Regions from separate parts of the Homo sapiens genome. Here region 1 is linked to region 2. Evidence: read pairs that join two places in POLR2A ChIA-PET (ENCODE). Cell type or tissue: PC-3. All regions are shown on one strand. Links, peaks and the distances in the headings refer to the core of each region. The heading gives the core; the rest is flanking DNA.

What was found. Peaks named below come from ENCODE experiments on the same cell type or tissue, not always from the same donor. Only the 100,000 strongest peaks of a DNase experiment are listed, where the experiment ranks them.
Region 1: POLR2A ChIA-PET joins it to region 2 with 10 read pairs; 2 of 35 experiments call an interaction of 5 or more read pairs at or near these places.

The regions. Positions count from the first base shown.
Region 1 is chr2:168,272,362-168,288,885 of GRCh38, forward strand. No RefSeq gene overlaps it. Among named protein-coding and RNA genes, the nearest start is that of STK39, 33 kb to the left of the region's middle. In PC-3, for the core only: no CTCF peak of the experiment used is centred there; no DNase peak of the experiment used is centred there; H3K27ac peaks cover 397 bases.
Region 2 is chr2:168,524,895-168,532,894 of GRCh38, forward strand. All of the region lies in intron 1 of CERS6 (ceramide synthase 6), which reads left to right. Among named protein-coding and RNA genes, the nearest start is that of MIR4774, 54 kb to the right of the region's middle. In PC-3, for the core only: no CTCF peak of the experiment used is centred there; no DNase peak of the experiment used is centred there; H3K27ac peaks cover 1,585 bases.

The DNA of each region.
Region 1 (16,524 bases), core at 3,812-11,811, 250 kb before region 2:
GTTTCAAGCCTGAACTTCAAGAGCCTTGCACATGTCCCCTAGCTCTTTCGTAAACTTGATGAGTGACAATGTACACAGCCTGCTAGAGATCAGAAACAACATGGAAGAGTGCCAAGACACTTTAGCCAACAACGAGCCATTCCTAGTCAACCCAGAAACTGATCACAGTCATGTAAATTAGCCCAGCTGAGACCAGAAGAACCACCCAGCTCAGCCTAGCCCACATTACTGACCCACAGAATCATGAATTAAATAAATGGTTATTATTTTAAAGACTATGTATTGGGGTGACTTGTTATACAGCTAACTACTAGTCTCAGTTAACTTTCTTTAAATTTTCTGACTCCTACAAAAATTTGAGTTATTTACTTTCAAGAATAGCACTCTATTTTCTACTCAAAATTAATGTATGTTAATTATAGAAAATTTGAATAGTACTGAAATGCAGGAAGAGGAATAAAAATAGTATATGGTATACTACTGTAAAATAACCTTAATAAAATTTTAGTTTATCTGTTACCAGTACATTTTCTAAATATAGAAACATTTTTATATAATTTGATATATTTGCTTTCTTTCTTTTTTTATTATTATTTCTTTTCTTTTTTTTTTTTCTGAGACTGAGTCTCCCCTTGTCGCCCAGGCTGGAGTGCAGTGGTGTGATCTCAGCTCACTGCAAGCTCCGCCTCCCGAGTTCACGCCATTCTCCTGTCTCAGCCTCCCGAGTAGATGGGACTACAGGTGCCCGCCACCACGCCCGGCTAATTTTTTGTATTTTTTAGTAGAGACAGGGTTTCACCGCGTTAGCCAGGATGGTCTCCATCTCCTGACCTCGTGATCCGCCCACCTCAGCCTCCCAAAGTGCTGGGATTATAGGCGTGAGCCATCGCACCCGACCTCTTTTCTTTTCTTTTTTTTTTTTGAGACAGAGTCTTACTCTGTCACCCAGGCTGGAGTGCAGTGGCATGATCTCCGTTCACTGCAACCTCTGCCTCCCAGGCTGAAGCGATTCTCATACCTCAGCCTCCCCAGTAGTTGGGATTCCAGGCGTGTGCCACTGCACCTGGCTAATTTTTAAAAATTTTTTAGTAGAGACAGGGTTTCAGCATGTTGACCAGGCTGGTCTCAAACTCCTGGCCTCAAGTGATCTATCTGCCACCATGGCCTCCCAAAGTGCTGGGATTGCAGGTGTGAGTCACTGCGCCCGTGCAATTTGATGTATTCACTTTTTAAATAAAATTTTTATTTTAAAACATCCCTGAACATGTTTCCTTGCAATTGATGTTCTACAATTTTAAAAATGTTTGCTTCGTATTCCATCTTACATTAACTTTAAAATATTGTCAATTTAAAAAATCAATTCCAATTAATTGATATTATGAATAATGACATAATAAACATATTTGCACATTAACATTCCCATTAATAAGTGTATAACAGTGCCCATTTCACTGAGTCCTAGCCACTACTATATATTTACATTGAAAACAAACCAACTTTCCTGCCCTGATAGGCAAAAAAAAAAAACTAACTGTGCATGCATATAATTAATTAGAGTTCAATATTTAAGATTTTTAAGGTGAAATTTACAATGAAATACCCAAATCTTACGTGTATCATTCTATAAGTTTTTAACATGTAAACCCGAACCTCTATTAAGTTATAAAACATTACTATGAACCCCAGAAAATGCCTTCCTTCCCTTCTCAGTCAACACTTACCTTGCCCTTCAGAGGCAACCACTCTTCTAGTTTTCTCCATCATGGATTTTACCTGTTCTAGAAGTTTATGAAAATGGAATTATATGTAGTCTTTTGTTAAAAACATCTTTCACTCAGCATAATGTTTTTGAAATTTATCCATACTGTTGCATCTAGGAGCAGTTTCTTTCATTTTTTTACCAAGTAGTATTCCATTCTATGAATATACCACAGTAGGTTCAGCCATTCTTTTGCTGATGAACACCTGGGCTGTTTCTAGTTTTTGGCTATTGCAAATAAAGCTGTTATGAATGTTCTGGTACAATTGTCTTTTTTGTTCACATATGCTTTCATTTTTCTTAGGTAAACACCTAGGAGTAAAATTATTAGGCTCTTGGGTAGGTATATGTTAAGTTTTGCAGTGAATTGCCAAGACTTTTTAAAATGGTTGTACAATTTTATAGTCCCACCAAGAGTACATGAGAATTATGGTTACTCCACATCTTAGCCAGCATTTAGCACTGTCAGTCTTTTTAATTTTAGCCATTGTGGAGATGCATAGCCAGTCTACTTTTTAATTAATGAATATTGGGAATGTTTAACATAGTCATTTATATATAGCTCAAAATTTGAAAGGTGCAAAGACTATACAAGTAAAAGGTGAGTCTCTATCCTAGCCATTACTTTGCCACCCGGTTTTTGTATATACTTCTAGAGATAGTCTATGCATATTAAATACATACAAGTATGAATTCCTTTTAAAGATATTTTCACACAAAACCGTATCTTGTTTTTTAACCTAACAATATTTCAGTTATTATTTCATCTCAGTATACACAGTATTTAACCAGCTCTGTTTCCCTGCACTTAGATTGTTCCTAGTCTTTTGTTATCATAAAAAATGCTGCAAAAGATTTTCCATATGTGTGTGTAAATACAAAATTTTATATGTGAAAGTATATCTTTATGTAAACTCTTAAAAATGAAGATTGGCGAGTGTGATAGTTTTATATGTCACTTGGCTAGGCTATAGTATCCAGTTATTTAATCAAATCTAGGTATGCTATTAAGATATTACGGTTAATATTTACAATCGGTTGACTTTAAGCAAAGATTACCCTTAAAAATATGGATGGGTCTCATCTAATCTGTTGAAGGCCTTAACAGCAAACACTAAGGTTTTCAGAAAAAGGATGACTTCTTCCCCAACACTGTAGCATTAACTCCTGCCTGAATTCTCAGCCTGCTGGCCTGCCCCACATATTTTAGACTTGCCAGACCCTACAATCATCTGCACCAATCCCTTAAAATAACACTCTTTATACATGTATTCCATTGAGTCTGTTTCTCTGGAGAAGGCTGACTGACTGATAGCATTGAATTAAAGAGGATGAGTGTTTTAAATTTTTATGGATATTGCCATATAGTCTTCTAGAGAACTATTTATACATTACAAATAATATTTTAATGTTTCTGTTCCTTCTACATATTCACCAACATAGTGTGATACCAAACTTTCTCTCATCTGATAAGTTTAAGACAGTATCTTATTTTAACTTTAATTTGCATTTTCATCCATTAAATAATTTAATGTTTTAGTCTTTTTATTTTGTGTGATAGGAGACAGGAACATAATTTTATTTCTCACATAATAGATAATATAACCCATTATCCCTGTGCCATGGAGTCAGTAAATGATATTTTTTCTCATTCTAAAATGCCACCATTGTCATGTACTAAAAATATACTTATGAGTATTTGGGATATCCCTTTATACACATATTACTGGGTCAAAGCATATGAAGAGTGCCATTTATTGACTAGGCTGCTCATTCCCTACTAGTTTGAAATGCTTCTTTTTTCATACATTAAATTATATGTATATATATATATATCTGATTCTATATATTTGAATATACTTGTATATATACAAATATTTGTATATACTTGTATATATACAAATATTTGTATATACTTGTATATATACAAATATTTGTATATACTTGTATATATACAAATATTGTATATACTTGTATATATACAAATATTTGTGTATATACTTTTATATATACAAATAATGTATTCTATATATTTTCCATTTTGTTCTATTGTTTTGCCCTCCTATTGTGGTTTGACTACTGCAATGTTTTATTTTCCTTCTCTTTTTTTGTGCATATAATATATGGTAAACCAAGATCTCAGTTTTCTCCCCAAAATTTTCATAGGTATTTTTGCTCATCGATGAACTTTAAGATTGTTTTATGTATTTTTAAAATTAAATTTTGGTTCAATGTCACTAATTACCTAGATTAGACTTTGGAAAATTGGCATATTTATAGTGCTAGGTTTTTCCCCAGTTTTCACATGATTTTTTTTTCTTTTTGAGACAAGGTCTCATTCTGTCACCCAGGCTTGAGTACAGTGGCATATTCACAGATCACTGCAGCCTCGACCTCCCAGGCTCAAGTGATCCTCCCACCACAGCCTCCCAAGTAGTTCAGACTACAGGCATCTGCCACTACACATGGCTAATTTTTGTTTTGTATTGTTTTGTTTTGTGTTTTATAGAAATGGGATTTCCTCATGTTGCCCAGGCTGGTCTTGAACTCCTGAGCTCAAGAGATCTGCCCACCTCAGCCTTCTTTGGGCCAGGATTACAGGTGTGAGCCATCATGCCCAGCCTTACATGATTCTTTAAGCAAGTTTATTTCTCTAAAAATAGGACAATCATATGATTTATAAATAATGACAAATTTACGCCATCCTTTCTAGTATTTATCATATTTACTTTGATTTGGAGACAAATTGCATTGGCTAACTCTGAAAAGACAATAGTAAAAAATAATGATTGTATTGATATCTTGCTTGTGATTTAATGAGAATGTGTCTAATTTTCCCATATCAAGAATAATGTCAGTTGGTAGTTATGAATAAATAAATACTTGTATGTATGGGGGTATAGGAAATAATTTATTCTTAAGAATGTAAGAAAGTTTTTATTTCATAAATATGTAAATATTCCATTTTATTTTACTAATGCTGACTTCTGTATTCAGCTCTAATGTTTTCTCATATACAAGGATTATGAGGGAAGCAAGGTGGATTTTTAAAACTTAGTGTGTTTACATTGTTCAAGCAAGGTGGATTTTTAAAACTTAAGATTATTTATATTGCTCAAGCCCATCTACTACAACAATGCTTCTTTTAGCACTTAAAAATCACCCAGAGTGCTTATTAGAACACAGGTTCCTGTCCCCTCATCTCCTGAAATTCTTGTTCATTAGGTCTGGGTTGGGGCTCAAGTGCTGCGTTTCAGACAAACTTTCAGGTGATGGTGCTGCTACTGGTCTATAGACAAACTTTAAATGGCACTGTACTAATTAACAGGTGACTCACTCAAGGTGCTCTTGAGCAAGCCGACCCAGAATGTCTCTATGACTTGTCATCTAAGCCTTCCTCATCTCATTTCACCTGCTGCTCTATTCAAAAGCCTCCTATATTTCACTAAAATCCTCCGTCTTAGTGAATCCTTCCATAAAACACATAATTAGCACTTACATCATGCACATATACTTTTTTTCATTTTAATATGTTACATGGATAAAAGCCTCCTTGATCAGCAGTAGTAGGATCTTCTTGGTAGTTCTAATCACTGGTATTTAGGCAACAAGTATCAGTACCTTACGGGTACCTCAACATGCCTTCTCTTTTTCTTTCACAATAATAAAATATTTGGCTGAGTCCATGGAAGTCAGAAATAAATAGAACATTTTTGAGCCTCCATTGCAGCTAAGATTAGTTCTGTCATCAGTGGGATTTAGGAGGAGGTAGAGTATGGCACTTTCCAGGAACCTTCCTTACCAGACAGCTCCCAAACACCCATTGTCTCCCATTCTCCCTTTCCTCCATTTGGTGGCTTGGCATGAGTTACCATACCTGGCACCATAAAGTTAAGGCCACACACAAGAAGTAAGTAGAAGGAGTCCAGGTCCCTGTCACCATGGAAAGCCTTGCCATGGAAAGCTCTGGACCACCTGTCTAGAGCTCTACAAGAAAGAAGTACTCATTTCTCTCCTGTTTAGCTGATTGTTAGTTCGGGTTTTCTGTCATTTGCAGCTGAACCTAATCTTTTTTTGTTTGTCTTGTTTTGTTTTGTTTTGTTTGTTTGTTTTTGAGATGGAGTCTCACTCTGTCGCCCAGGCTGGAGAGCAGTGGCTCAATCGATCTCAGCTCACTGCAAACTCCGCTTCCCAGGTTCAAGCGATTCTCCTGTCTCAGCCTCCCGAGTAGTTGGAACTACAGGCATGCACCACCACGCCTGGCTAATTTCTTTGTATCTTTAGTAGAGACAGGGTTTCCCCATGTTGGTCAGGCTGGTCTCCAACTCCTGACCTCAAATGATCCGCCTGCCTGGGCCTTCCGAAGTGCTGGGATTACAGGCATGAGTCACCCCGCCCAGCCAGCTGAACCTAATCTTAACTAAATCAGTGGGGCAATTAGAAGAGGTATCTAAAAAGTTAAGTCTCAGCAAAGGAACCCTTTGTTCCAACCTGACGAACTCCAACAGTCTCGTTTGTGTGGTTACAGGATTGTAAACATTTAGATCCTGTCAATGCCTTAAAACATCTAATTGACCAAGACATGCTCTCATAAATCCACTAATTTAGTACATTCTGTTTCTGTTGCCACATAGTACATAATATGCTTGTGTACATAATTACATAATTAAATGCTTATAAACCCTCTGAGCAAATACATTTATGTGCTTATCATTAACCTAAAACATTTCTCTCCTGATAGGTATTACTCATCATTTCCACATCTGTTACATGATTCTTTTTAAATTTCTTCCCTTACCGTATTCCTCCCCCACCAAAAAACTAAAAGAATCATGTAGACATTTATGGCCGTATTTCTATATATTTAAGTTCAATCTCATCATGTCCTCTCTCAATTTTTTCACAATTTGTGATTATTAAATAACATATTGACCAAGAATTCATATTCAAAGGAAATGAATACTCAGTAGAGTATAATTGTGTGTGTGTGTGTGTGTGTGTGTGTGTGTGTGTGAATAAAAAAATGATAGACTTCAGGTTACGATTTGATCAGAAGCTTTGAAAAGAGAATAATCTGTAGATATAAGTACTTAAGTGATAAGTTGAAATTGTTCTTACTTTTTATTTCCATTTTGGTGACCACGGAGATACTATAAGCAAAGAACACCATCAGAGATTAGCTATGGGTAGCAGTGATATTATTTGGTCTTAAATCTACATATTCTCTGTTTTTTGTTAGCATTATAATCAGTTCCTGTTTTTATGTTTCATGATAAAGGCAAGTGGATTTTTGTAATACTTAACTATTTATTATAAAGTTTTTGCTGTGTCTCCCCAGACTGGACCATTTATCCATGAAGCTTGAGTGACTAGAAGGCTTGTTAGACTTGTTCATTATAGGAAAATGTGCTTGCTCACTTGTCATTAAATGTATCAGTTGTGTGCTAAAGCCTACTCACACCAGCCTGCAAAAGCCAGTGAGGAATATATCTTCCCAACTCTGCTTTCAGTGACTTCATGTTATTTGCTTGAAATAAGCCAGAGTAGGAATATTATTGACACCACCAAAATAGGCAAATGCTAAAAATCACAGCTCTTTTCTTACCCTAGAGAGCTGGTTGTAAAATATTTACCAGCACATTACTAAAATATTTGTTTTAAGAAATTTAATCTGCTCACTTAAGTTGTAAATGAACTCACTAAATTTGTGTTAATTAATTTACCGTTCTATCTACTATGTATTTCTTATTAAGCATGGAACATTTTGATTCACTCTTATACATATGGAAAAATTGAACTCTGGCAGAGTTTATTCAAAAATTTGTCTTTGTACTTATACTTGCTTTTTCAGTTTCTCTCTTTTCTTATTTAATTTTTGTCCACTCGATATATAAAAACAGATGGAGGTATGTTTAAATATTCCCACTAATGGTTTTGTCAGTTTCATATTTTAAAGTTATATCATTTAGCTTATAGAAATTAATACTGTATTTCTGTTGTGTATTCTACCCTTAATATAAAATGATTCTTTGTTCCATTTAATGATCTTTTTCTCAATTTCTAGTTTGATAATAATAATGGCACTTTTCCTTTGTTTTACTCTCACACATAACTTTATTTTTACCTTTTTATTAACAAGTTATACTTGGACATGATTTTTTGACTCAATATGAAGATCTTTATTATTTAACTTCAAGTTACTTGTATTTATTAAGGAATGGATATACATGGTTTCCCTTCTTTTTTTATATATTTTATGCTTTCTTGCTGTTTTTTTAAAAATTATTTACTATGTTGTGTTAGGATCCTTGCTTTTTTCCCCTTTTGGTGATTTGACATTTTTATTTTGTTAATGGTTAAACTACACTGTCCATATTTCAATTTTTTTATTATGGACCAATCTTTGATTGCCTAGAATAATTTTAAGAAGTATATGTGATAAATTAGAAAATTTTTTGCAGCTAACGCTACAAAATATGATTCCCTCTCCAATATAGGGTTGCCAGCAATTAGGTAGCAAAACACTCACAGCCCAATTAATAAACAGGCATAGGATATGAACAGAAAGAAATACAAATGATCTTTAAACTTATGACAACATATTTACCTTTCTTTTTTTGCTTTTTGAGACAGGGGCTTGCTATGTTGCCCAGGCTGGAGTGCAATGGCTATTCACAGGTGTGATCATAGCACACTATCACCTCCAACTCCTGGCTTTAAGTGATCCTCTCACCTTATCCTCCTGAGTAGCTAGGACTACAGGCAGGGGCTAGTGCTCTGGCATCTAACCTTTTTTTTTTTTTCATCATTTTGAATTTGTCTTTTTAAGTTCTGGGAAAATTTCTTGAACATGTTTCCTAATTCCCTGAATCAAAGTTTTATCATATTTCATTTGCTTTTATTTCTTCTTATTGTTTATAATTTAGGAGCTGTGATTTGCATTTCCAAGAGCTCTTTCCTACTCTCAATTATTTTCCTTTTCATGGTTATGTGTCATAGTTTTATCAATGTATTGTCTTTATCAGTCTTGTTGAAAGCATACATTAGAAGTTTCCAAACTTCTTATTTCTTCAGGAACAACTTACTGTGATGATTCAGATTGGCTGCAGCTGTTCAAAATGTTATATATGTTTCTATATCTGATGATTTTCTCCCATCATCCTAAAGAGATTCTAGTTATACCGCTAATCACAATAGCTAGTGTTTATTGTGCATTTATTATAAGACAAGATTTGTGCTAAAGGATCCACACATGCCATTTAAGTAATCTTCACAACAGCTAGAAGTAATCTTCACAACAGCTGGATGCTAAATATTACTATCCTCATGTCCTAAGGGTACTACAAGTTCTCCACCCTTTCACAAGAATAAGATTACTTCACAGAGTATTCTGGGCACCGCCCAATCTACCCACCTGCAAGAAATGAACTACTGAACTGAAAGGAGAGTGCTTCATTTCTTGCAGGTGGGTAGATTGGGATGTGCATTTCCCCCACCTGTGCAGAAGATCTATTTTTCCCAGCTACTACCTCCAAGCCAAAAGTGTTCTGGTATCCACAGCTATAGTTCAGTTAGCTTTAGCTTTGCTTTGGTAGTTCTACTTTGGTCTTCCAGATAATGCCAGCCACAGTAAGTAACCTTTACATGTCCTTCAGAGACTTACGTTTAAAAGGCAATACTACATGTTTACCAAGCTTAAGCTGTAAATGAACTCCCTGAATTTGTGTTAATTAATTTACCATTCTATCTACTACGTATTTCCTATTAAGCATGGAACATTTTGATTGGCTCTTACACATGTTTACCAAACTTATATGAGCTCCATAAATAATTCGTATCAGTCAGGTGTTGGAACCAATTCTGCCTCGTCTATGTGGATTTCTGTTGCAAAGTCTTAGATCTAGAACACGTCATGTTATAGTCATTGTGTTTTTCACATGGCTTAGAGGTCCAAATTCCCTGGAAATATAGTGAAACAGAGGGAGCTATGGCAGGATATTTGTATACTATGTCCCTGCAGCAGCATGAAGATAGCTGGGCCACTATCCCATTTCTTTGCCTCACACAGTTGCCTTCATTAGCAGTAAGCCATAGTGGGGTCCCTACTCTTTTCCTGACGCTGCTATCCTTACCATGTGTAAACCTAAATGCAAGCTACAATGGGGGATGAACCAACTGGGCAGGTGTTTGAGCTACCAATATATAAGGGGGTAACATATCTACCACTGCATAACAGATCACCCCAAAACTTAGTGGCTAAAAATCATAGTTATTTACTATTGTTTATGTGCCTTCTGGGTAGTGGGGTTGGTATCTACGCTGGGTTAGATGGCTGGCTCTGTTAATTTTGGCTGGGTTTGCTCTTAAGCCTGTGGATCAGCTGATGGGGCAACTTTGCTCCACTTGTTTCTTATTCTCTTTGGCCCAGTGGGCTAGCAGGGTGAAGGCAGAAATGCAAAAGGAAATGCAGAAAGATTCATGGTCTCCTATGGCCTAAGCTCAGAACAGGCACACTGCACTCTGCCCAAGTATCACTCGCCACAAGTCCTATAATTAGTTCAAAATCAAGGGAAGGGAAGACAGTCCACTGACATCAAGGGTTTGAAAAGAATGTAGTTGCAGGACGTGGTAAGGAATTGAGATCAATAATACAATCTAATCCAGGAAATGCATTTACCAAGACCTCCTTTAAAAGGAGTATTGTATGTGTTTGGAAGGAATTCTTTGTTAAGAAACGTAAAGTTTGAGATAAAATCCCCAAAGGATTTGTATGTTTAAAACCAGTTGATCACGGGCAGAGCGCGGTGGCTCACGTCTGTAATCCCAGCACTTTGGGAGGCCAAGGCAGGTGGATTACGAGGTCAGGAGTTCAAGACCAGCCTGGCCAAGATGGTGAAACCCCAACTCTACTAAAAATACAAAAAAAAAAAAAAAAAAAATTAGCCAGGCGCGGTGGCAGGTGCCTGTAATACCAGCTACTTGGGAGGCTGAGGCAGGAGAATCCCTTGAACCTGGGCAGCAGAGGTTGCAGTGAGCTGAGATCTCGCCACTGCACTCCAGCCTGGGCGACAGAGTGAGACTCTGTCTCAAACAACAACAACAACAAAAACTAGTTGATCACTAAACTACTGTTCAAGGAATAACGTTAGGTTAACCAAGGCACTTTGTTTTACGGAGCAGGATATGTGAATTTGGACCAGAGCCAAATGCTTGGGAGGAGAGAAAAGGGACTTCGGGCTGCTACCATTCTCTGTCTTTTATTCACGGGGTGTTTACTCTCTTCTATAAATAGATGCTTAATAGAAATTCAGTTTAACGGGGCAGCATATTTCCGCACAGCCAAGGGCACCTGCATATTCTGTTCCAGACCTAGCTAGAGGAAAACTCCCTGTAGAACGTGCTGGACTCATCTGGGCCCACACAGACTTCCTGAAACCCCTCTTGCCTCCAGCCCTTCCTGCGTGGAGTGGGGAATGTCAGTGTTGTTCTTGAAGGACACACTCTTATTTACTTTCAAGTTAAACTTGTTTTTCACATGTGGTGTGCATTGAGTTGGGACAGCCCTACCCACAATTGTGTGGCACCTGCAGTCTATTTTGTGGAAATTTCTCAAAGTCTGTACAACAGATAGGTTTTTTGTTTTGCTATGTAATCCACGTGGTAACTGATGTTTCAGCCTAAGTTTAACCTGGAAAGAGAAACCTCCTGAATATTTAGACTAGAGCATCTTTAATGCAGAGAATTGTCTACCCACAGAAATAAAAAAGCTAAGATGTCAAAATGTGGCCATTAAAGCAACCTAAATATTAGCAACATCAGGAAGCCTCTACCATGCTCAAGCTGGAGGGACGGAAGGAGGAGGGGGTAGTATAGGGGTGACTGCTGTCACGCTGGGCCTGATTACCTGGATCCCTCCTTCCCCTCCCCCTGCAGCTGCTGGAAGAGAACTTCCCAAGGCAGAGGGAGCCTGGCTTCTCTAGTGCCTCCCACTGGCTGAACCCGGCTGTAAACAGCAGCCATGGAGCCTGGGAAATTGGGTTTATAGCCACCCCCGTTCAGTACCCAAAAAGAGTGGGAAGACGTTAAAGGAAGTATTTGCAGGCAAACAGGCCCACAGCTGGCAAGCTCCTTCTCCCCATCTGAAGAACTTTTAAAAACCTAGTGCCCTCCCCAAGATTTATATGAATGAGGAGACTGGTTTGGCTCCAAACTCCCTTCCACTGAATACGTCAGGTTTAAGGATCATCTCAGCATCATAAAGGTGCTATTCTTATTAACCCAGATAAAAACTTTTCTTAATTTTCACTAAACAAAACAAAATAAAAAAGAAAACTTACAGGACATTCATGAGCATATCTGACTCTATGAAGGTATACAGGAACAAAGAGATTTGCATTAAGAGTAATACAAACACTTTTCAAATGCTATCAGACAATCTTGTGCTTAAAAAAAAAAAGTCCCACTGTCATTTCTGCAGATTGGGCTCCTATTTTCTTCCATCTCATTCAACCTTCATCTCTATTCTCTCTCTCTCTCTCTTTTTTTCTTCATCTTCACTTTGCTGCATTCCTCACAAGGTCAAAAAATTAAAAAAAAAACAACAGCCGTAGTTACTGCCTCCCCTGACCCCTTGTCTTTGTGTGTTTGTGTGTGTGTTTTAGCTCTCTTAAATCTCTCCTCCCAACTGAGTCCCCAGACTGATCTTTGCACATCCAAGGCCTTGGGCTGAAGTTTTGAAAATGATATTGGAAGGTTCTCATAAGGGCAGAATGGTTAGGGAGATCCTCTGTCCCCACTGGCCCTGGAGAGCCATATCCTGCCTGGTTTAACATTTATCTCTGATTTTTCATTTTCAATGAAGCATTTTTACTAAAGTTGCATGATAATAAGCCAGGACAGGGTTGGTAGACGCTTATCATGCACATCCAACTTCTACGTGAGAGTTACATGTACAGCAAGCAGAGTTCTCACTTCTCTGTGTGGTTAAGTCTGAAAGATGACTAGTAGTAATCTTCCAGACCCTTCCTGCAGGCAGTGTAACAATCATCTCCTTTAAACAACAACATGCTGGGTGCTCACTGATACAAGGAAGCTTATCCTGACATAAGTGACTAGTACAAGAAGCGAATGCTCCTTTCCTCTAGTGGACATGAGAAAACTATCCAAAACTGCAGTCAGTCACCTGGTGTTCCAGCTGGTTGCGCTATCTGCCGCTTGCCAGATGCATAAAGCTACCAGGAGATTAGTTGGTGGGACTGGTAGGAAATAGGGGAAATTATGGTTTAGGTGTACATGAAATATCTGTGGGAAATTGAGGCTGAGCATTCTTACTGTAGAATGTCCTAGGTAATCTGAACAATCTTTCTCTAGTATAACCCTTTGTTTTATTGTTTCATAACCCATTTTATTTTTCAATAAAAGCTTTCAGGCTGGGCGTGGTGGCTCACGCCTGTAATCCCAGCACTTTGGGAGGCCGAGGTGGGCAGGTCACCTGAGGTCAGGAGTTCAAGACCAGCCTGGCCAACATGGTGAAACACTGTCTCTACTAAAAATACAAAAATTAGCCAGGTGTGTGACGCACACCTGAAATCCCAGCTACTCAGGAGGCTGAGGCAGGAGAATCCTTGAACCCTGGAGGGGGAGGATGCAGTGAGCCAAGATCACACCACTGCTCTCCAGCCTGGGTGGCAACAGCGAAATTCCATCTTAAAGGAAAAAAAAAAAAAGCTTTCAATAGCAATTACATTTTAAAAATGAATATGTATGTTTTGGATAATTTTACTTAACATTTCTCCTCCCTTTCTTTTCTTTTTTTTTTTTTTTTTTTGGAGACGGAGTCTCGCTCTGTCACCCAGGCTGGAGTGCACTGGCACGATCTCTGCTCACTGCAACCTCCGCCTCCTGGGTTCAAGCGATTCTCCTGCCTCAGCATCCTGAGTAGCTGGGACAACAGGCGCCCATCACCACGCCCAGCTAAGTTTTGTATTTTTGGTAGAGAAGAGGTTTCACCATATTGGCTGGTCTCAAACTCCTGACCTTGTGATCTGCCTGCCTTGGCCTCCCAAATTGCTGGGATTACAGACGTGAGCTACCACGCCTGGCCTCCTCCCTTTCTTTACGTTCTCCCTTTCTTAACAAATTATCTCCAAAAATAATTCTTAAAAAAAAAGTCTAATCTAGTTGTGTTTTGGCTTTATTATTTACCTAGAGGCAGTGAGGAGTGTTAATTAACCAAACGAGCCTCCTCCCTTGAGTTTGCTCAGCAAATCTAGAGCCATAGAGAATTAAGCAACTACAACTGTGTGAAGCCAGCGAATTTCTGCCAGACATTTTTACAAGTCATTATAGATTTTTAAAGGCCTCTATTATTTGCTTTTGTATTCTAAGGCTAGAAAACCAAGTTCGTGCGACTCTCCAATGCACTACCTATAGTTTGGGTGAATTCCTCTCTGCTCAAGAACCCCCAAATTTGACAGCTTCTGGCCTGCTAAGGAGTAAGCTTGCGTACTACCTGTGAGGCTGGGATCTTGAAAGCCATAGAATAAGACCAAGCCAGTTTTCCTGGAAGGGCTTTTACAGCATTGATTCCACATAAAAGTACAACTCTGGTTCCTTAATGGTGAGCTTGTTACGCTTGAGTGCAGAGAATTAGTCACAAGTATGGTACATCAGGTTTAGCCTTAGTTGCACAAATAATGTTCCATTTTTTCTCTAGCAAAGGCAAGAGACATTCTCACTGAACATATGCAAATAACCATATTGCCATGAAAAATAAGAATGCTCAGTAAGAGTATTTGCTTCTTTTGAATATGCTTTCTTATTTAGCCAAACAGAAAGTTACAGATAAAATAAGAAGAAAGAAAAGGGACTTCCATGTATACATATGAGCAGAATATAGAACATACATATAATGCCAATAACATTTCCAATAAACCCAGTACAAGTAAACATCTCTATCGGTTCATGCTATTCTATGTAATTAATTCTTATACCCCTGGATTTTGAATCATTAGTCTGCCACCTGCTTCTGGGCTAAAAAGAATCCTGGAAATGTCAACTCAGTCCTAGGGTATAGTCTGAAAGTTGTCTGTCTTGTCAGCTCAAAAGCCAGCAGCCAGAGGCTTATTTTTGAAGGGTGTGGCCCTTCACATGAGGCTCGACACTGCTTTATTGAAGACCCAATTTTCATCTCATAGCTTGTGGCAGAACCTTCAGGACAGCATTAGGGGACAAGAGAACTACTTGTAATGGCACAACTAATTGGTTGTTGTTAATTTATTACAATAACCAGTACAATTAGAATGGAGGAGAATGTCCTTTATTGCAGTTACTATTACTGTTACATAAGGAAGTGATCATTATGTCTCCTGAAGATAAAAATATATCATGGACAGTGAAGGCATTGATACTTTTCCAGGGCTTTCTTTTTCTTTCTGGAAAGTGCACAATCTCTGAAACATTTATATTAAACACATTTTACCAATATTAAGTATCTTGTGATTTGACAACTCTGTTCATGAAATTCTTAGGGCAATTTTGAGTTAATTAAGCAACATGGCCTAGCATGGTGGTGCACACCTGTAGTCCCAGCTACTTAGGAGGCTGGAAGGATCACTTGAACCTAGGAGTATGAATCCAGCTTTGGCACATAGCAAGACCCCATCTCTTGGGGGAGGGGGGAAAATAAAAGCAACAGAAGATAAATATGGAGTATAAAATGAGCCTAAATGTTGACAATATTCTTCTTTTCATAAGATGAAAGAACAAATCTTTGTGATTTTCCACAGTCCCTTCTTTGGGAGATCTCAAAGATAGTTTTGGGTGAAAAAGACATCCTAAAAAAAATGTGGAGTTTCTTGTATGTTTTTGTTTTCTGAGTTTATTTTTTTATTTTTCAAAATTTTTTTTTTTTTTGAGACAGAGTCTCTCTCTGTTGCCCAGGCTGGAGTGCAGTGGCACGATCTCAGCTCACTGCAACCTCTGCCTCCTGGGTTCAAGTGATTCTTGTGTCTCAGCCTCCCAAGTGGCTGGGACTAGGGGTGTGTGTCATGATACCCAGCTAATTTTTTTGTATTTTTGGTAGAAATGGGGTTTCACCATGTTGGGCAGGCTGGTCTTGAACTCCTGACCTCTAGCGATCTGCTGGCCTCAGCCTCCCAAAGTGCTGAGATTACAGGCGTGAGCCACTACACCCAGCCTGTTTTCTGAGTTTAGAGTCTGATCTTGGGAAGGCAAAAATCAAAAGAGTTATCATAAACTTGGTCACTTGACTTACCTAAGATTACGGGAGTCTGAGAACAATAGCTTGAAACTGCAGCCCACCCCAGGAGTCCGCTCTGTTGCCCAGGCTGGAGTGCAGCGGTGGGATTTTGGCTCACTGCAACCTCTGCCTCCCGGGTTCAAGCGATTCTCCTGCCTCAGCCTCCCAAGTAGCTGGGATTACAGGCACACACCACCATGCCTGGCTAATTATTTTTTTGTACTTTTAGTAGAGACGGGGTTTTACCATGTTGGTGAGGCTGGTCTCAAACTCCTGACCTCAGGTAATCCACCTGCCTTGACCTCCCAAAGTGCTAGGATTACAGGAGTGAGCCACCACATCTGGCTAAAAGCACAGTTTTTAACTACCAAAGTACAAAATAGAGCTTTTAAAAAATTCATCGGCACCCTTGACACGAACATGCGTATAAGGACCTTGAAGGAAAATTGACAAGAACTGAGGGAAAGTGGATGGATAGTGGAAGGCATTGAAGAGGAATGTCCCT
Region 2 (8,000 bases), core at 1-8,000:
ACTATATATCTGTGTCTATGTCTGTATCTCTAGCTATGTGGACATTTTTCCTGAAGAAAAAAAGATGCATAATATCATAGCTATTTTTGGATGTTGGAGGATTGTCATGTGGAAGAAAGTTTGTCTTTATTCCTCTTGGTAGGAAAGGCTCAGTTGGCAGAGCTATGGAGAGACATTTAGGTTCAGTTCTAAGGAAGAATTTCCTTAGGGTGGTGCCCACAGGTGCAGTGTGGGCTGCTTTAGAGAATTCCTTCATTCCTTAAGACCAGTCTGTTCAAGTCCAGGCCAAGGCAGTGGTTCTCAAGCTTCAGCATGCCTCGGGATTACCTGGAGGGCTTGTTAAACCCAGGTTGCTAGGCCCCACGCCCAGAGTTGTTGATTTAGTAGGGCTGGGACAGGTCCCCAGAATTTGTATTTTTATCTGCTTCTCAGGTGAGGCTGAGGCTGTTGGTCTGGAGACCACACCTTAAGAAACACTGGACGAAGTACAGCATCTCAAACTGCATTGTGTATGGCAGTTATTTGGGGATTTTTGTTAAAACACAAAATCTGATTTGAGTTGGCCTAGAATTGGGCCTGAGAGTCTGCATTTTTAATATATCTACCAGAAAATACCAATGCTTATGGTTCTTGGGTCACAATTCTTGTAATGGGGTAAATAATCCCTTGTCAGTGATGACGAGGCTTGAGGAAATTTAAACATTCAATGGGCTTTTGGGCCAGAGGGTATTCAAAGTCCTATACAACGGCCCGAGCCCCTGTGAAATGATTTTATTTTGGTAAGTCCCTAATGGGGACAAAGAAAAACTTGACTTTTGCCTTTCAAAAAAATTTTTATGGTAAAATGCCCTTTTCTTACAATTATCACACCATCATTACTAGCATTTTATGACCCTTCTCTGCAGGTCTTTAAATAAGAACTCATTTAAGTCACTCTATGAGCTGTTGCCCCTTAGGAAAATGCCTCATTGATTGAGTCTACCACTGAGCTTTAAATGGAAATGACCTTCATTTTAAAAATTTAATTGAGCTTTGATATTTACTTGCACATTTGGTTATTTCTCATAAATGCTCCTATCAAAGAATTTTGAGAGTTTAATACCATTATGTCCACTCAGTGTGCTTTCTAATGATGCCCCTAGGGTTGTGGCTATTTAAGGATTACAATAAATCAAGAGAATACTAATCTCTTAAAAAATAATGTGGATCTGTATCCATTGTTTGGGTAATGCAAATTTGCATTAAGAAAACAAAATGTCCCCCAAGAGGATATGCATGTTTCCTTATTAAGAGCCAAGTGAATATTTCATTCTGTTTTCTCCTATTTGCTCCTTATGAGTAAGCTGTGTTTTGCCTTTGTTAGCTTCAAAGTTTGCTCTCTAAGGCCTCTTATTTGAGCTTCTCTTTGATTTTAATCCTGTGAGTTTCCATTGCTGTTTAGGTTTTCTGGCATTGAGGGGATATTCTCCTAGAAGCACAAGCAGTTCATAGACCAACTGGAAGTACACGATGAAGAGCTCAAAAAAGAAAAGCTGGTTATTAATAGCTCTTTAACTTATTGATATGTTATTTTTCTCATACAAAGAGAAGAAAACCAGCATTTGCCTGTATATGTGCCAGGCACTTCACACCAGTGTATCATTTAATTCTTTAAACAGCCATATGGTCCAGGTGATATAACTGTATTACAGAAAAACTGACTCAGGGAGGTAAACTAACTTAATATCTCACAGCTAGTAAGTGATCAAATCAGGATTTGAACCTATGACAGCTTGCCTTTAAAGCTGTTTAGCTGCTTTTTATACAATGAGGCTTCTTAATACAAACAGTAAATTGTTTGGAATGCAGATGTTTCCACACCCTGTGCGAGTGGCCTGACAGCAGAAGGTTTTGAATGAGAGAGGGAGAAAATAAATGTCCTGGTCAGTTAGTATCTCTTTAGTTTCTTATCCAGCAGCCTTCAACAAATTCTGTATTAGCCTGTGCTATAAAAAGCAAGTGAAGATAGATGCCCAGTTGGCAGGAGCATCCCCAGATTGAAGCGTTTGAACACGTGAAGAACACTCTGTGCTGGTTATTAAGCCATTATCTCTTGGCTCCAAATCCACCCTTCATATTTTGTTTGTGACACTGGGGCTGAGGCTCTAAAACCATGTTTCTCCTTTGCCGGCTTCTTCCCTATAGTTTCTGTCAACAGAAGGTTCTAGAGGGAGGCTGCTTGGCTGGAAGAGGAAGACTGGACATGCTTATCCTGTTTGCCTCCTTTCCTGAAAGTATCCCCTTAGCATCAGTGGATTTTTCTTCTTTATTTAAAAACAGACTTTATTTTTAAGAGCAGTTTTAGGTTCACATCAAGATTGAATTAGAAAGTACAGAGATTTCCCATATCCCTGTCCCTACACATGCGTAGACTCCTTTGTTATTAACATCTGCCAGCAGAGAGTACATTTGTTGCAGTCGATTAACCTATGTCATATTATTATCACCCAAAGTCCATGGTTTACTTTAGGGTTCCTTCTTGGTGTTGTACATTCTGTGGGTTTATGCAGATTTATAATGCCATGTGTCCTAGTCCATTTTATGCTGCTGTAATAAAATACCTGACACTGGGTAGTTTGCAAAGAATTAAATTTATTTCTCACAGTTCTAGAGGCTGGGAAGTTTAAGATCAGGCAGTGGCGGGTGTGGTGGCTAGTAAGGGCCAAGTCTCTGCTTCCAAGATGGCACCTTGAAGGCTGCATCCTCTGGAGTGGAGGAATGCCGTTCTTCCCATGGCAGAAGAACAGAAGAGCAAGAGGGAGTGAACTCATTTCCTTGAGGGCCCCCCCGCCATCCATTTTTTTGGATTTAGAGTTTGGCGCTATTGCCCAGGCTAGACTTAAGTAGTAGTATCTCAGCTCACTGTACCCTCCACCTCCCAGGCTCAAGCAATCTTCCCACCTCAACCTCCCAAGTAGCTGGGACTACAGGTGTGCACCACCACACCAGGCTAATTTTTGCATTTTTTGTAGAGATGGGATTTTGCCATGTTGCCCAGCCTGGTCTCAAACTCCTGAGCTTGAGTGATCTGCCCACCTAGACCTTCCAAAAATGCTGGGATTGCAGGTGTGAGCCATCATGCCCAGCCTCCATGAGCCCTTTTTACATGACATTAACCCATTCATGAAGGTAGTGCCCTCATGACCTAAACACCTCCCATTAGTCCCCACCTTCCAACACTGTTCCATTGGGGATTGTGTTTTCAATATGTTAATTTTGAGGGACACATTCAAACCATTGCACCATGTATTTACTATTATAGTATTACAGAAGGTAGTTTCACTGCCCTAAAAATTATTTCATCAGCAGCTGTTCTACACCCAGCAGGAGTGTTTTGTTTTCAATGATTGATTCTGGTTTCTTACTTTTCCCCAGCAATCTCTTAAAGCCATCTCTAGTGGGGGGCTGCCCCCTCATCAGGGGTCTGGGTTCTTCCCCAGTCCCTACTCTTCCTCCCAGCCCTAGGGCTGGTGGCTGTTCCTACCTCCTCTGTGACATCTCAGGGTTTCCTTTGTGTCTTTTAGTACTCTAATATCAATTTAACTATTTCTTATTTTAAATTCTGTTAAAATAATTTGTGATTTCTGTTTTCCTGACTAGATCCTGACCAATACTCTTTGGGAGAGTAACCTCTAAGCTACATTGAAGCATGTACTGTGAACAGATATTGCCCAGTGCTGACATAAGGGAGTTAGGCAGAAGTTGTAGAAGAACTAGAGGTTCATAGTTTTATAGCATGAGTCACTGCTGGGATAGCATGTCAAATATGAGGGAAACAAACAGACAAACAAAAAACAGGAGAAAGCAGCCAAATGAGAGAAGCTGTGTGTTCTAGCAACAGCTTTTCTAATAGGTTTGGGAGTACTACTTTCTCTGGACCTCAGTTTCCTCACCTTTAAATCTTAGGTAATAGTGATTGTGAAGTTAAATGAAATTAAGAGAATTGAAAGTACTTGTAAAAAGTATAAGGCCTTGAATTCAAATAAACGATTGTGACAATGAAATAATATTGTAATGCCATCATCAGACTTGATCTCTGTCTATATAAAGGAGTTTGCTGGGACCATAGGGGTTGTTAAGTGATAATAGGGTGAGGGGTTATGGAGACCAAGCCATCATGAGGGCCACTCTGTCATGGCATCCATTGTGCCAGGAGCATGTGCTGTCTCATTCAACTTTACCATTTTATAGTGGACAAACTAGTTTGTTGATGTTGAGAATCAACTTTCTTAATTATTCTCCATTTCTGTCAGTGTGAAGGATTCTACTGTCATTGTCTCATTCTTTCTGTTGTTCTCAGTCATCCTCGATTGTGAAACAGGCACATGGTAAGTAGTGGTGTTAGGCTGTCAGATTCTTCTGGGGGGAGTTTTAGCATACTAAGAGACCATGAGTTTTAATGAAAACCTTTATGGAGTTGGTGACTCTGTTTTTTGAAATTCTATAAAGTCATTCTGTTATCAGTAATCCACCAGAAAAATAAAGGGCCTCATCCTCATTAAACTCTGCATATAACCAAAAGTCTTCTGTGGTAGATCAGGAGTAAAACCAGGTACCGATCATTGATGACCAAATTTTGTGGGTTTTGAGGCACCAATGGATAATCCCTTGTAGTATTAATATCTAGGCCAAAAGGAATGTTCACAGACTCATAAACATGTGTCACCAACTCAACAAAGTCAGAAATGTTAGAGGGCTCAGTCCTTGGAGCAGAATGACAGGAATCTGTATTGGCATTCATCTCTTCAGTTTTTAGTTCAAGTTACTGAAACACCAGAATCTTTTCCTCATTTGTGAAGCAGTGATGATAATATCTATTTGCTTATTCCTCAGGGACATTTTGAGGGTTGACTGAGATCAAATGTGAAAGGACTTGGTGAATTGTAAGGCACCTAGAAAATATAATGGAATTAAAGGATTAATGCATTACAGGAAGGCTTGGAATCCCACCCCCACCCCCAAGACCTGACATTTAGCTTCAGGGGCAATTTGGGGATTTCTGGACAAATCCAGCAGTCACAGGGGCCTATAAGACAGTCTGTGTAGAGGCGCTGAAGGCCTGCTTCTCGCAGCTATGTGTTTCTTGGCTGGTCATCTGAGGAAGATGAATGATAAGGGAGGCCCAGGCCCCCACACAGAGTGAGCTGCTTGAGGGCAGTGACAGGGAACGTGTCTGTAAGAGTGCCGAGGGGTATGGTTAAAGGGAATTTTGAGGCACTTCGGATTTGTGTGACATGTCAAAAGCTGACAGGCTGTGCTGGAAGCAGCAGTTAGAGATGGAGTTGCCAAATCGCATTCAGTGAGGTACAGTGGCATGGCTGACAGCAAAATTCTGTGAGGGTGCAGTTATATCCTTCCATGAGAGGGGCAGACAGTATCATTCTCCATGTGCAGAGAAGATACTGCCTTACTCAGACATTACAGATTCCCAAAAGATTCTTTGACAATTACTGTAATTTTACAAGTACCACAATACTGTGCAAATATTGGCTAACATATAGTGGTAATATCTTAAAGACTTTCTCGACAAGGGTATTTTCGTATATAAATACATACCATGCAATTGTTCTTCTACAATTTGATGTTTTTTTATATCTGGTTTTATGCAGAATACAGGAACATATGTTTCATTGTTTAAGATGAAGACATAATTTGTTTGAATTTTATGAGCTTCATCCTTTAACAGCTAGATTCTGTGTTTCTTTAATAGTTGAAGTGAACTCATAATGAAATATCTTAAGTCTAGGGTACTTTTTCCTAGAATCCTGGGAATGTGTAGCAAGGAGCGGCAGTTTTGACATTTCTCACATTACCTTGGACTTTCCAAGGATCCCAGCTCTTAGGTTTTGAATGTGATGGCCTTTTGGTCTCTGATCTGAAGTGATCAACTCCTCAGATGAGGTTGGTATGGACTAGACTGACTGACCTGTTTATTACTGCTATTTAAGATTAAGCTATGATTTTTAGAAAGTTTCTTGTGAATCGTTTTTAGCTACTACCACAAAAAGCCTTTGCCAATGGTTATTTATTAATAAAAGCAACCACTGTCTAAGGGTCTTTTCCACTTTTAAAAAATAATAAAATGAAGATAGATTCAGAAAACAATCCTTAATTAAAAAAAATTAAAGTTAGAAAAGAAAAAGATGGATGAGGAAAGGTTTATAGGATTCAGGCTGTTTATTCTGGAAGAGAGAAGAATGCAAGATGACTTAATCTGTGTTTTGAAATATTTGAGGAGGTTATAGACTGCACCATCTCTCTAGAGGACTGAGAAAAGAGGAAATGGGTTTACATTTCAGCAAGAAGGAATGACACAGGAAGAACATTTTGAGTATGATGAAAAACTAAAATAGGACACTTAGGGAAGATTAAAAAACAACTTTTTATTTTGAAATAATTATAGATTCACAGGAAATTGCAAAGAAACATACAGGGAGATTTCATGCCTAAAGGAAGTTTTTGAATGCTCTCTCTAGAGAAAAATCTGGCTTGGAGAAAGGCAGTTGGACCAAATGACATAGTAAGCTGGAAGTTTTCTGGCTCTTTCACAAATCTGTGCATCTTATGCTCTTCCCATAACATGTTTCCCATTAAAAGTCACTGACTGTCCGGGTGCGGTGGCTCACGTCTGTAATCCCAGCACTTTGGGAGGCCAAGGCGGGTGGATCACCTGAGCTCAGGAGTTTGAGACCAGCATGACCAACATGGTGAAACCCCGTCTCTACTAAAAATACAAAATTAGCCAGGCGTGGTGGCAGGTGCCTATACTTCCAGTTACTCGGGAGGCTAAGGCAGGAGAGTTGCTTGAACCTGAGAGGTGGAGGTTGCAGTGAGGCAGGATCGCTCCACTGCACTCCAGCCTGGGCAACAGAGCGAGACTCTGTCTCAAAAAAAAAAAAAAAAGGTCAGTGACCACCACAGACGAGGGCACCTTCTGATGTGTGAAAAGTATGTTTCTTGTCATGAAAATTTAAGGAGAACCAGCACTTGCTGAATATTTTCCAAATTTGGGCTCCATTGTGAGAGGTGCTCAGACAAAATTTGCCAGGTAGATTTTATTGTCTTCATTTTGTAAGCATAGTAACTAGGGTTCAGAAATATTAAACTGCTTTCCAACAATCTAGGCTCAGAGTAGGTGCACCTGGGATATGAGTTTGCACCAGAGGAATTGTTCTTTCTACTATATGATGCTACTAGAGAACAATTCATATTTTTCCTAAGAAGAAAATTGTCTTCTTACTGCACACTACTCTGCATGCCATCCTCCCCTATCTCTGTCCCATTCCAGTTGCTCCCAAGGTGCCAGTGATTTAGAAAATCCCAACATGAAACAGAGTGTAATTATGATTTTCGTTATGTAGATGAGAAAATAGAGAAGTTCTGTGGTGTCTCCAGGCCCAGGAAGAAGCAATTTCTTTTCTGGTGGCATCAGAGATTCTCTTAACTATATTTATTTAGTGTTGATAACACTTTTTTTGGAGTAATTTCATCTAGTTGCATAGTTTCATGTCTTTTGGTGTTCTCATTGCCTTGAATGCCATCCTTTTTTTTCTATCTGTACAGGTACTAAAAATGGCCTTTTATTTTTATTCCATTTGTTTTCTCCTTTGTCTCAGTCACAGTGTAGCCCTTTGCTAGAAGAGCCCCGTGGAGTTAGCTAAATTGTAGCTGTCTCAGGGCTTTCCATGTTAGATTTTTGTATCATTGAGGTTTTGAGTCTTACCTGGGATAGAGACCATCTTGTTCATCTCTATTTTTAACAATACTTACTTTTAATTTTTGGCATTAAAAATTTGAACTCTCATTTTAAGATGTTGAAAAATACAGAAAAACATTTTTTAAAGAATATAAAGTAAGCCATAATCCCATTGTTTGGCAACAAATACCGGTAACCTTTTAATATATTTTCAGTTTCTTTTATATGGCAGAAATTTATATGTAAATAAACAGTGACCAGATAG